Regions from separate parts of the Mus musculus genome. Here region 2 is linked to region 1. Evidence: chromatin contacts called from ENCODE POLR2A ChIA-PET data. All regions are on one chromosome and are shown on one strand. The core of a region is the stretch at or near the end of the contact, and the rest is flanking DNA. Distances in the headings are between cores, read along the strand shown. Region 1 overlaps Hsf5 (heat shock transcription factor family member 5). Region 2 holds the start of Supt4a (SPT4A, DSIF elongation factor subunit).

Region 1 (6,589 bases), core at 1,042-3,541:
ACTATGTACAAATGTATATATGACAATTAAAAAAAAAGATTAAAATGCTAAAGAATTAGTAAACCTGTTCTCCAAAGTATGTGACTGTTCAGCTCCCACAGTAATCTTTCCGACTAGTCTAATGAGAAGCAGGCAACAAAAGCTGGATTGGGTGTCTATCAAACTGATGAGGAGAAATGTGACTTATATCCATAATGGAATTTTTTATCCATAAAAAAGAGCAATGTTAGGGCATTGTTGGCAGCTGTGGTGGTGTGCAAACTTGACATGCATAATATAATGCTCTAGGTTCAGTCTCCAACACTTCCTTCAAGATAGAATGAAGTTATGTTGTTTGCTGGAAAACAAATGCAACTGGAGGTAATCATGCTAAACCAATTAAGGCAGTCTCAGAAAGACAAATATCATGTTCTCTCTTGTTTGTGAGGCCCAGATTTTACATAGATACATAAAATCACCTACACATAGAGGACATAGAAGGAGAAGCAAAGCTGTCTAGGGAAACAGAGGACTAGTTGTGGAGTTAGGAAAAGAAGGAAGTGGCAGGCAGAGAAACCCCTTTAAAGTTGTTGGTCAGGGGCGTCCACTAGATTCCCAAAATAATTCAGGCTCTTTCTGTTGCCTTTGGTGGCCTCCCAGAGGTTGAAGGCAAGGCCCTATCCTATTACTGTAGACACCAGGCACTTAGGACACAGGGCTTGGAGGATCTGAGCTGGATCTGACCTTAAAGCCTCGTCCCCAGGACTCCTTCATAGTCCCAGAAGGTGCTGGTTTAAGCTCAGCTAAGCATAACCACGGAAACTCACAAGACAGCTTTAGTCAAAAGATATTTTGAAGGAAGAGGTTCAGTCCGAGCACCATTTTTGTTTTCTTTCAAGGTTTTTGAGCCAGGGTCTCATTTGTGGCCCAGACTGGCCTCAAACTCACAATGTCTCCACCTCCCAAGTGCTGGGAGTATGATGTATATCACTGTGACCGCCCCTGAGTACTCTCTTCATGTTTTTTGAATAAATTCTCAAAGAAGTTCTTAATATTTAAAATATAGGTGACTAATTTGATTAATTAATTTGCCTTTATTGCAATAATCTGAATTACCTTTAACTTGAGGTTTTGTTTTTCTCTAGTGGTTCTAGGCAAGTGTTCTACCAATAAGTTATATTGGTAACTGCATTTCATGTGTTGAGCTGGGTTCACTCTGCAGCACAGGCTAGCCCTCATCTATAATAATAGTAGCAGTCTTCCTGCTTCAACCTCCCAATTGCTACTATTACAGGAGTGAGCCGCTCACTGCATCTGGCTAATTTGAGAATATTACATTAGCCATTGTAAGCAAGGACTGGTGGTTCATATCCTTCATCTCAGCACTTGGGAGGCAGAAGGATGATGAAGCCAAAGCCAGCCTGGGCTACACAATTAGCTCCAGGTGAGTTGGGTCTACATAGTAAGCTCCTGTCTAAAAAGAAAGAAAAGAAAAAAATGTTTGGAGCAGAGTACAGTGACTTGATTTGAATATTAGAAATTTTTTAGATTAAAAAATACAAATGTACTCAAGTCATTAAGAGGGAGGTTTCAAAGCTGATTATGGCACTATGCGCCTGCATATTAATAAGGGTGACCCAAAAGAATCACTGCCTGAGTCTGAGGGTGGCCTGGGATGGGCCCATTTCAAAACAAAGAACCATTTACAAGTGCTCCGGTGTCCAATAGATAACCAGACTCCTATAGCACACACATACAAAAACATGCCACTTATACACATTCATGCCTTAAAGTGTATTTATAATGTGCTTAAGGCACTATCTTTGGTGTCATTAATCTTCTTGTATCACAAATAAATATGTACTCTGTTATCTGTTAATAAAATCCTTAGCATCTGAAGATGATTATTAAGTTACCCTTCATCTTATCTAAGTTAATCTAAATTCTTTACTTTTCTTTAATATATTCAATATTTTGATGGTTCAATTCTTTCATTCGTTTATTGTGAATATGTGGAGGTGTAAGGGGGAATGCACATGCATTCACACCGGGACTGGAAGACTCCAGGTATCTCTATCAACTCTCCACCTTATTTCCTTGAATAAGAGGCAGGGGTCTTCAGGAACCAGGAACTAGGCCGGTGGCCAGTGAGCCCCAGCAATCAGCTCTAGAGTTAGAGTACAGTGTGGACTGGCTCAGCTTTTAAAAAGGTGAATGGAGGCCCCGCCTCCGCGCGGCATTGCGGAACCGGAGCTCCAGGCCGCGCCTCCTTAGAGGCTAGGGAGGTGGCAAGGCCAGGGCAGGGCTGCAGAAGCCCGCGCGATGATCGCAGCGAGAACAGCGGGGTCAGAGCAGACCACGACGAAGGCACACAGGCAGCGAGCGTGACCGGGCCGGGCCACCGGGAGAGCGGCCACCGGGAAGCCGGCGACAGCGGACGACTAGCGCTACCACCCTTTCTGCACTTTTTGCAAAACAGTGGTCAACAGGAAGGCCCAGCAGCTCCTCTCTCCTGAGTGGCAGGCCATCTTCGGACACAGCCTTTCTGGGCTCATTCTTCAGACAACTTTCAATCCCTTACTATAGCTATTTCTAGGTGCCCTTTAACATTGTGAACAAATAGACTGTTTGGTATTATAAAGCCTGTGTGTGCGGGAGCCTGATCCTCTAAGATCTATGGTGTAGCTGCTGTGTTTACAGCTCATCCTCTCTCCACTGTGCTCTGACCCTTTCTGTATGCCCTCCCCCTTTATTTCCAAGTGATGGTCTCAGTCTTCCCAATGAGCTGCCTTTTGTGATGTGATTATTTAAGCTCACTTATTTCAGCCTTTGGATAAACTAGGCTACTTTGCTTCCTGGGCAGATCTTTGGCAATGCTGAATATTCACTTGGGGAGAGAGGAGGAGTTAAAAATACAGAGACACCTACCCCCAGCTCCTCACAGTAGGAATGTGGCTTCAGACCCCTGCCCCCTGCTCCTAGTAACCTCTTGTTCGAGTGCTCTAAGCACCAAGAAGGCACCCAAGGCCCAGCCAGTCTCAGAAAATTTAGCAAATAATAACCCCTACTTGAGTCAAAAACAAACAAACAAACAAACAAACAAACCACACAAAGAAACCCCTAACTGAACAGAGAGTGGAGCTCAGGCCCTCACACTTGAGCAGTGAGCACTTTTCCTTGCTGAGTCGTCTCCCCAAGTCCTCTGAAACCTCATGTTCTTATATGCACTGTTAGGAAAACAACTATTTTATATGCATTTCAAAGGTAGCTATGAATACTAGTTTAAACTACAATTATATAAAACAACATGAGAGACATAATATGACTATAAATAATAAAGATACATAAAATATCATTCATATATGAATTACATCCCGAGGTTCAGTTCCTAGCATTTTAGAGCTATACATTCTAGAGCATAAAACTATTTCATCCTTACCAGGGGACTTTCCTTGTGAGTTGCTTCTTCGCTCTCTGTATCTAGCTGGAGTGGATAAACCTGTGTCTTTAGTAGACTTGTTAGCAGGCCCCATTTCTGAAATAAGGAATCCCATTTGTTCTGAAGGCAAGATATTCTCCGAGGGATTGGTCTGGCATTTTATACTGCTATCCACCTAAAATATTAAACACACTTATTATTCTTACACTTACCTCCAGATACCTACTAAAGGTTAATAATATATATTATCAAAGACATCCTATTAAAGGACAGGATCCCACAAGCATGTTTTCCTGCTTGTGAAGGTCATTACCCTTGATACTGTTGATTTACCCATATTCAAGAGTAAGACATAGGTTTCCCAGATTCTCAAGCCCTTGAAATGCACACGAAGCTAAAATGTTTACTGATGAGCATACCATGAGGCTGAATGCTTTTAATGACTTACAATATAGTAAGACATTTAAACACAATTGCTGAGAGCCACTATGTATCCTTTCACTGTAGAAGGACGTTTAAGCTGACACCCTTACTAGTTGACACTGGGATGTCACAGATAGGCAGGTGTCAGTGGGGAATGGACACGATTTTTCTAGTTTTGTATTCTGTACTGAATACATTATCAAAATCACATATACCTCACTCTCTATAAAATCTCTATCCATCCTCGTTAGAGTTTCTTTGGTTCCAAAATGTTCTTTGGAATGTTAAAACCCTTGGTCAAAACAACAAACTTCTGCCATGTTGTTCTTTATAAGTTTATTTAAAATATAACTGCATTATGAAATAAAGCTAAAAGTTAAAATTCAGCTTTCAAAATGAGCTACAATAGTCAAGTATATTAAGGAAACCACTGTGTATGTGCAGTTCAAGACATGCAATCCAGTAGTTTGCATATAATTATGAAGACACCAAAGCTTTTATTTCTATAGGAATGCTTAAAATGAGGCTGAAATTATATCATCATAACACATATTTTAATGGTCTCAAAAAGGACAATGAATTGACAGAAATCTAAATGCATTTAGGATAAGGGTATAACCCAGTGGTACAATGCTTGCCTAGGTAGTGAAATTATATCAGCTGGGCATATCTTTTAGTGTATCCAAATACAATAACTTAACCAGAAGGAGCAAATATCTGTATTCCATCCCGTTAGTACTATCGTCCACCACTACCCCACCAATACCCCCACCACCACCCTCCACCAAAGTCAGAGAGAGAAGATAAAATTAAAATCTTTATACTTACATATTATATACATATAAATATTTTCAAAAGAACTACATACAACAATACCCTATACAGCAAACAAAATGAATCGGGTATGATGATATATGACTATTATTCCATTACCTGAGAGGGAGGAGGAGGAGGATATACAGGTCCAAGTTATTCCTGGCTAAAATGTGAATTCCAGGTCAACATGGACTGCAGGGCTACGCTGGTGTGTATACAGTAATTATAGATTTTTCTTACTTTCTTGGCTTGAGTATCAGCCATCCCCAGGTGGCGCCTCCCTCCTCAGCATCCCAAGGGCGGGGTTACTTTGGATGTACTTTTCATTAATTAGTTTTTGTTTGATTAGTAATGCAAGATTAGTAAGAAATATGAACCCAGTAAAGTCATTAATAGCATTTTGTGATGTTATAAAAAAAAAAAGGTAAGAAATTGGGGCTAGAGAGAAGGCTCAGCAGTTGAAAGCACTGCTGGTCTTGCAGAGGACCCAGGTTCAGTTCCCAGGCTGGCCTTGAAGTCACTATATGCAGCTCAGCCTGTCCTCAGACTCTCAGCAATCCTCCTGCTTCCATCTCTTTAAGTGCTAGGATATAGGCATGTGCCACCAGCCTAAAAACAGTATTTAGACCTTAATCAATCAATTCGCCTCTCTAGAGGCTCATTTCAGACTATATCACAGTTGGAGAATGGCTGGGGTTAAACTTCTGAGGGTTTTTTTTTTTTTTTTTTTTTGCTTAACTACTGGGACATGATCCCTTTGGAAACCACAATGAACTGACATTAAATAACATCTAGAAAAACTCTTCACTAACATCTTTAGCAAAAAACAATGTATGCTGTGGGCTTAGTTAGTATTCTCGTTTGTGCTCTTACCTGCGGTGTGCTGAATGGTAGCCCTTCCTGCACAAATACTACTGAAGACGGAGATGGGTTATGATTTAGCTGCTCCTTCAGTTTGACATGAGTTTGTTGGATGGTTGCAGATTCCTGCATTGTGCTATTTTCCAAAGGTTGAGCTGTGTGGATGGTATAGATGTACTCAGGTGACTGTGGTAGAGAGCAGGTAATTGCTTGTTCTGTTCCAACCACAAAAGACGTAATATCTGAGCCTACAGGAGTGAGTGGCTCCAGCTGGCTAGCCTGACTGGTGGAAGATGGGTTGCTGCTGTTTGCATTGGGTAAGATATGCTGGCCTCTGTTAGCCTGAGATGACGGACACTGAGTCTCAACAGGCTCCACCTTTACCATCTCCAGCTTAGGGGAGGAGTGCAACTCATCTACTATCTGAAAGACAGCCTCTAGATTTACTTCTGTCTTTTTATTTTCATCAGTAGCACTGCAAGGCCAATTAGAAGGCAGAAATTCAACTGGATAGGAAGATTGCATTGGAGGATTCTGGGAAAAGAGAAAATAGTACTGTTTGGATAAAATCAAGTATAAAATTAAGGAGGAAAGTAGTAACATTTAAGTTCATGAATGCTACATACAGTAAAGTTGAAGTTACTAACAAAAGCCTGAAAGTGGAGCTAGGAATGTAGCTCAATGATAGAGCAATGCCCAGCACACTCAGGTCCTAGCTTCAGTTACCAACATCACAAAAAGAAACAGAGAAAACCAAAAGGCTAACTTACTTTTCAGCAGTGGTAGCTTCAAATGTATTATTAGTAACATTTCTTTAATATCTACCATACCTCAACCATGTTGAGTTTAGTACAGACAGGCATGGACTGCTAGTTCTCAGGATTAAAATATATGTTAAAAGGCTATAGTACCCAAATTTGCTGACAAAATGTCTATATACTACAATCTTCTATGAAGGCTAGCAAAATGTCACTTTTATTTACCATACATTATTTAAGGAATAAGGAGATTTTAAACACAGAATGCTCATAAGCCCATCAATCCTTCTACAAACTCAGGGGGAGGCACTAA
Region 2 (6,589 bases), core at 1,491-3,990, 98 kb before region 1:
ATACTTGTGAAAGGGTAAACTCATATACTAACAATGGACTAGCCAAAGGGAGCCAAATCAACATCTCTTTGCCCAATATTTTATTCTCCTCTAAAGGACACCAGACCCACTCTCACAGAACAAACACTAGGCGTAAGCCCAGCTTATATGAGGTCTTTAACTGGCCTGCTGACCAGAAGAAACTTAGCAATGCTGCTACCTTGAGCAAAGACCAGACCACTCTTCTCCCATTTTTTGTAGTTAACTCTCTTGGGGTGAGTGGGCGTGTGAGTGTGTGTGTGCGTGTGTGTGTGTGCGTGTGCGTGTATGTGTGTGTGTGTGTTCTCTCCTGCCACCTTGTGGGATCCAGGGATTGAGGTCAGGGTTAGCAGGCCTGCCATCAGCCGCCTTACCCTGCTGAGATAGCTTAGCTGGTCTTGTTTGAGACAGACAGGGTCTCAGGTAGCTCAGGCTGGCCTCAAACTCACTATGTATCTGAGGTTCCCTCTGAATTTCCAATTCTCTGGTGTCTCTCTCTCAGATGATGGGACTATAGGTGCAAGTCACCATATTCACTAAGATACTGTAAGAGGGAGTAGGCTACTGAAACTATACCCCTTCATTTCCAAAACAGATCGTTCATGTAGCCAACACTTTTGGAGGAGCATTAGGAATTAAACCCAGGGCTTTTTGTACATGGTAGTCATGTGTTCTTTGTATGTGGTAGTCACGTGTTCTACTGCTGTATCACACTTCCACCTCTCCAACATTAAAGATCTACACCTCGTACATCCCGTGTCAGGCATTAGGACATAACATAAACATAGTCTCAGCGATAATGGAGCAGACAAGAGTTGTGAAGCATTGTTAAATAGGACTACAGAAGAAGTACACACATTAAAAAAGTTCTCTTAAGCAGGGTGGTGGTGGCGCACACCTTTAATCCCAGCACTTGGGAGGCAGAGGCAGGCGGATTTCTAAGTTTGAGGCCAGCCTGGTCTACAAAGTGAGTTCCAGGCCAGCCAGGGCTACACAGAGAAACCCTGTCTCGAGGTAAAAAAAAAAAAAAAGTCCTCTTAGCCACTACTTAAAACAATAAAGATGAAAATAACTTCAATATTTATTTTTTAATTTTTTTTTTGGTTTGAAATCCACCTGTCTCTGCCTCCCAAGTGCTGGGATTAAAGGCGTACGACACCACTTCCCTGCTTCAATATTTATTTTAATCAAATAACCCTAAAACATTGTTTCAATATTTAACTAATCTTTTAAAAATTCAGATCATTTGACATCCTTTTTCCTCACCCTGAATCTTTGTTTGCTGGTATGTATTTGACACTTAAGCATATTCGAATTTGAACTAGCCACATGTCAAGTACTCAGTAGCTACTGAAAGAAAGATGAAATTTCAAGACCTGTAAGTCATATAAAGTACTCAGAAATTGCTGGTTGTTTGTGAGCCTAGAGGCTGCCTGGGGCTGAGAAAAGAGAAAAACAAACCTGGGTATGCCCCATAGTTAAAACATTCCTGGGAACATCTTGACCATAAGATAAAGGGGAATGTGAGGACATAACAGGGCTATCTGAACTGAGTCAACTACTCACAGAACTCTGACACCCTGCACGTACATGTAATCTTTCTGTTAATGTTTGAATAAGCCAATAGTGTGTCGCTATGCTCAATTCCACACCCCTAAGCCCCTTACCCCATAAAACCCCCAAGCTTTCGAGCCTCGTGGCCGGCATCCGTTATCTCCTGTGTGGGATACATGTCGGTCCGGAGCTCCGTAATTAAACGTCCTCATGTAATTACAGCAAGATGGGTCCTCGTGTTTCTTTGGGTGCTCTCACACTCCTGAGACTAGAGCGGGGGTCCCCGAAAGGGGGTCTTACACTACAAAAGTTTACAGCTACTGGGCTGGACACATAGACTAGCTCTCAGAACTGCTGAGACCAGCTAGTCTTATGACCTCAAAAATCTATCCCATATTAACTTTCTGGGTGCAGAAGTAAACAAAGGCGCGTGAAAGGGGCTTACCCATCAAATGAAGAGCTGGTGCAGTCATAAACCATCTCTCTGTTGCCCTTCATTTGTAGGTATGCATCGCAATTGTCACACCCATCATATTCGAACTGGTCTATAGTCTGGAAAGAAAAAAAAAAAGCAAGTATGAGCATGAACAACGCCTTAATATTTCAACAAAGCCAACCTCTTCGTTTTCTATACAACCCAACACCCTCTCCTCTCCAAACTGTTCCTAAACTCCACCCTCATACCTTTTTGCTCGCGTCCCTAATTCAGCTTACATATTTTCTAGCCTCTTTGGGGTCAGGTACCCTCTCCTGCTACTCTCTCGGCTGCTCTGGCTCCTAGTGTCTTTCCAGTCCACCACAGCAAGTTCACCGAACGTCTGTCGGGGAGACAAACTTGTGCTCAGTTATGCCGAGAACTGCAACGCAGCCCCCAGTAGGCACAGCCACCCGGCTCGCGTTCCGTGGACGGAAACAACGGCTCCCTTAGGCTTTCGGGCTTCCCACTCCCCGAATCTCAGAGCCTTCCTTTCCTGTGTCTGGCCCCATTTCACCCTCTTTCTCCCGTTTCGCCTCCCCGATCGCTCCTACAACCAAGGCCCCAACGGACACCTTGACTAACGAGCACAGCAAACAAGCCCGCAGATGCCGCAGGTCCTTTGGTACCGTCTCCAGGGCCATCCTCACCGATACGACAACACAGGTTCCTCCAGCCGCAGGAAGTAAACAGACCATTACCCAGAATGCCAGACGCGTCGGGCACGCAGCTTCCGCTTCCGGTGCCGGCCATCGCAGGCCCCGCCCCTCCCTCCCCGTGGAGAAGATGGTTCCTCCCGCGGGAGCGCTGGGCGGGGCCGCCCGGTCACCTGGGCCGCGCGCGCGCCCGTCACCTGGTTCGCGAGAGCGAGCGGAAGACGGCGCGCGCGCTGGGAGCTGATGCGCCCGTAGGGGCGGGGCAGCTGGGGGAGGTTGGAGCATGCGCAGGAAGCGTGGAGCGGGGCGACTGGCGGGACTGCGCCTCGCGACGCGGGCCTTTTGATGGAGCCCAAAATGCTCTGGCCTGAGTGCTCTTCAGACTCCCGAGGAAAACCTAGATTGTTTTGTCTGCTTGTTTTATTTTGTTTGCTCATTTATTGAGACAATGCTAATTCCTAAGTTGGCCTCTGAGTACGGGACGGTGATCTTGAACTCCTGATCTTCCTGCCTTCACTTTCGGAGTTCTGGGATTATGGGCGCGCACCACCACGCCCGGGTATTTGACTTTTTGACACAAGCCCCTCGTCTCAGTGTCCGGAATGCTCAGAATACAAGCCCGCCGCTTCGCGCTAGGTTGTTTTAAGGCTCGAGGCAATGAGTCTTGCCTTTCTGGACGCCTGCAGAGACAAAAACCCGACGAGGCCCCACCCCTTCTTGTAACTGGGAGAGCGTGATAGGGTTTCGTTTGCGGTCCCCAGGAATGCTAGCTTGAGCCGTGCCGACGGGGAAAGGGGAGGCGTGTTGGATAGAGGGAAACGCGTATTTAATTCCTCCTAAAAGCCTCTCGATTGCGCGCCTGGCTCATAATTTACGCTTTGTAAAACTCTCGGCACATTTAGACATAATTCCATGGGAACATCTGTGGATTAGGTATCTCACTTCTCATACTCTAACCCCACCCCAGCTGCCAATGTGCTTACTGTGTAGGACACAAAATTCCTCCTTGTCTCCTTAAATGGCACCGAGATAATATCCTGAGCAAACCATACAGAAATACGAGGTCTGGTGCGGTGTGAACAGAGCAAAGGCTCTTGGAATGTAGGCAAAAGCCTGGTCATTTGTGTTTATCTGAATTGGAGCGCTGGGATATAAATAGTTGCAATCCCGCTGTTCTGTCCTTCCAGCCCTTCTCATTGAAACTGAGGGACAGCAAGACTGATTCTAGGCTTTATCCCAAACTGCATCCACATGGGGTTCAGTGACTGGGTTTTAGATACTTTCTAGCACCGGGAAATCTCTTTTCAGTTTGGAATACATTTTCACTGTGCTATCTCATGTAAGCCTTCTATCATCTCTGAAGGAGGATCATTTTATTTATGGTAAAAGGCAGGTATCCTGCTGAGGAGCTGGCTCAGGACCCACCACATATAAGTGGGATTTGATGGTCTGCTACTCTAACCATAGCACTGGGGGCCAGAGATAGGCAGATCCCAGGGACTCCAGGCAAGTTCAAGTGAGAGGCCCTTGTTGTTTGTATGTTTGTTTGTTTGTTTGTTTTGAAAGTCTTTATTCTGTAGCTCGGGCTGTCCTGGCACTTGCTGTATCGATTAGGCTGCCCTCACACTCCTGTGAGTGCATGCACGTGTATGCACACATTCCAAGGTTCAGTATTTGCTTACAATATTGTAAGGTCACAAAGTCAGTCAGTGAAGCACCAGAGTCACCAGCAGCCCAGCACAGATAAATGACTGAATCATGACGAGTACCAGGCACGCTGCTCTCTCTGACCTTTCTGGGGCTTTAAACCTACCCTATCTGACCAGCTTTGATATCACCAATAGCATCCGAAACCAGAGGGAATAATGGTAAATGCCTATGATCCCAGTAATTGGGAGGGGGGAGAGGACCAGTCTGAGGTTATATCTTAGCTGTGCAGTGAACTGGGAGTCAGGCTGGGCCTCAAAAATCCAACAAAAGGAAATAGAGAAGATGGAATTGTTATCCTGAGTGAAAAAATCATAATGAAACAAAACCACAAAGCCAGATCATATTTATGGATAAATATATTAGCAAATAAATACATTTTTTCAACATAGTGCCTGATTCAAGCATCTTTCTGTCTGGTTCAGATATAAATACCCATGTGGGTGCCTGGATGCCAGTCTCCCCATTGACTCTGAGGAGAGAAGGTTCCCAAGGAGGATCCCATGTCCATTTTGCCCCCACCTTCACATTGCAGGCAAGGATACTGCCTGAGGGGCTGACAGTGGTCAGGATGCTGGGACAAAGCCACAGGAGGCACCATCAGCCCTTACCCACGTGGTACAAGCTGCCCGGGCCAACTTTCTGCTCCACTCCCACTTGCACACCTTCAGTTGGGTTGCTGGTTTTGTATGGCTTACACTGGGAAGGTGGGCCTCCGGGCCCTGCAGACCCACGAGGTTACATGTCGCCATTCTCCATCTCTGCTCCAAGAACCTCTCAGAGAGGACTCCTGTAGTTGTGCCTCCTCTGCCTTCATCCCATTCCCCCTCTTCCCAGGTGCAGTTTAGTAGACTTCCTTTCTGCCTGCCTTGGACTTGGAGGGAGGAAAGCTTGGAGTATTGATTCCCCTCCATTCCTGGTCTCTACCTCAGAGGAACTGGAGTTACCCGAGTGACAAGGAGTTTGATAATCAAAAGATTCATCCCAGGCAGGTCTGTAACAGTCCCCACCTCTGGGACAGACCTCTATTCCTTGGCTCCCCAAGCCTGCAGGCTAAGATTGGTGTAAGAACAGGAAGGAAGAACCGCTCCTCCCTGAGCACCAGCCAGGGAGAAGGTACAGAGAGACCTCTCTTGGGACTGGGGCTCACCTAAACTCCTTCTTCTTTTGTAGAAGACAGGAAATGATATAGCTGAAGTTGCCCCCAGTGAAGCCTTGAAAGGAGGTGAGACGTGATCTCGCCTTCAGTGAACCCACTGGCTTGTGTGAGCTTGAAGCTGGGGCAGAGGAGACCCAGCAGGGGGAGACCCAGCGGGGCTTGAGGAAAGAGCAGCACCTTTACATCTAGATATTCACTTATAGCTTCCTGTCAAAAACTCAGCCTTGAGGAGTCTACCCCACAAATGCATACTGGATACTGGCTGGCTGGCTGGCTGGCTGGACACAAGACTTTCTGCACTGTAGGTGTGTTCTGCAGACAAGCTTGGGAGCTGGGGCAGGAAATAGCACCTCCCGCCTGCACTCGCCATCAGCACTCTCCTTCCAGTGGTCCCAGGAAGCATGGCGAAAGGAGATGCTTGCTGTGGTCCTGCTCCTCCCAGGAGCGGGACCCCGGGGCCAGGTCGAACCCTGAGCCATCTGGAGCACACTCGCCATCGAAGCTTCATCTGACCAGCTCACGTCACACAGCCTGCTCGCACAGCTCCTCCAGCTCCTCTTCCGAGCCTGTGTGAGAAGAGAGGGGAGAAGAGAGGTCACCGAGGGTCCAGCGAATCTCCTGCTTCTCCCACCTGTAGAGGCTGTGGCAGGGAAGGGACCACAGAGAGGGAGATGCAGGAAATAGGTCTGCGAAGGTGATTAGGTTGAAAACTGAGAGGGGCCCCACTGGGAAACGGGAGAGAAAAACAAACCTAGAGAAGTACTCGCGCGCGCGGCAAACCACTGTGATCAGTACTTACTATTCATGCATTCGCCCGATAAATATTTATTAGACATTCATTGTGAACTTGGCTCGCTACCACTTGCTGGACAGAATATCCAAAAAGAATAGGCTAGCAGAGAAGGCATGTGTGCACATGGATATTATGACAGTGGGAGAGAACCAGGGTCCTGAGAGACACATTGAGGGAGGAGCGCAGATCTTGCACAGCAGTGAGGAAAGACTTTCTGACAGTGAGGA

What was found. ChIA-PET counts read pairs that join two places held with the same protein, here RNA polymerase II (POLR2A).
Region 2: POLR2A ChIA-PET joins it to region 1 with 11 read pairs in embryonic stem cell. The contact joins the promoter of Supt4a here to the enhancer-like site in region 1. POLR2A ChIA-PET finds 5 or more read pairs at or near these places in 4 of 5 experiments (Patski and embryonic stem cell).

The regions. Positions count from the first base shown.
Region 1 is chr11:87,635,074-87,641,662 of GRCm38, reverse strand. Hsf5 (heat shock transcription factor family member 5) reads right to left here. Exons shown (of 6, transcript NM_001045527.1): 4 at 5,531-6,052; 5 at 3,419-3,593. Among named protein-coding and RNA genes, the nearest start is that of Hsf5, 21 kb to the right of the region's middle. Within about 2 kb of position 2,291, at least 3 of the 3 ENCODE cell types and tissues checked have a DNase peak (open chromatin) inside an H3K27ac peak, as active enhancers do.
Region 2 is chr11:87,733,702-87,740,290 of GRCm38, reverse strand. It overlaps Supt4a (SPT4A, DSIF elongation factor subunit), which reads right to left and starts at 2,740. Exons shown (of 5, transcript NM_009296.2): 1 at 2,623-2,740; 2 at 2,018-2,124. The coding sequence starts at 2,691. Rnf43 (ring finger protein 43) reads right to left here. Exons shown (of 10, transcript NM_172448.4): 10 at 4,752-6,135. The coding sequence ends at 6,092.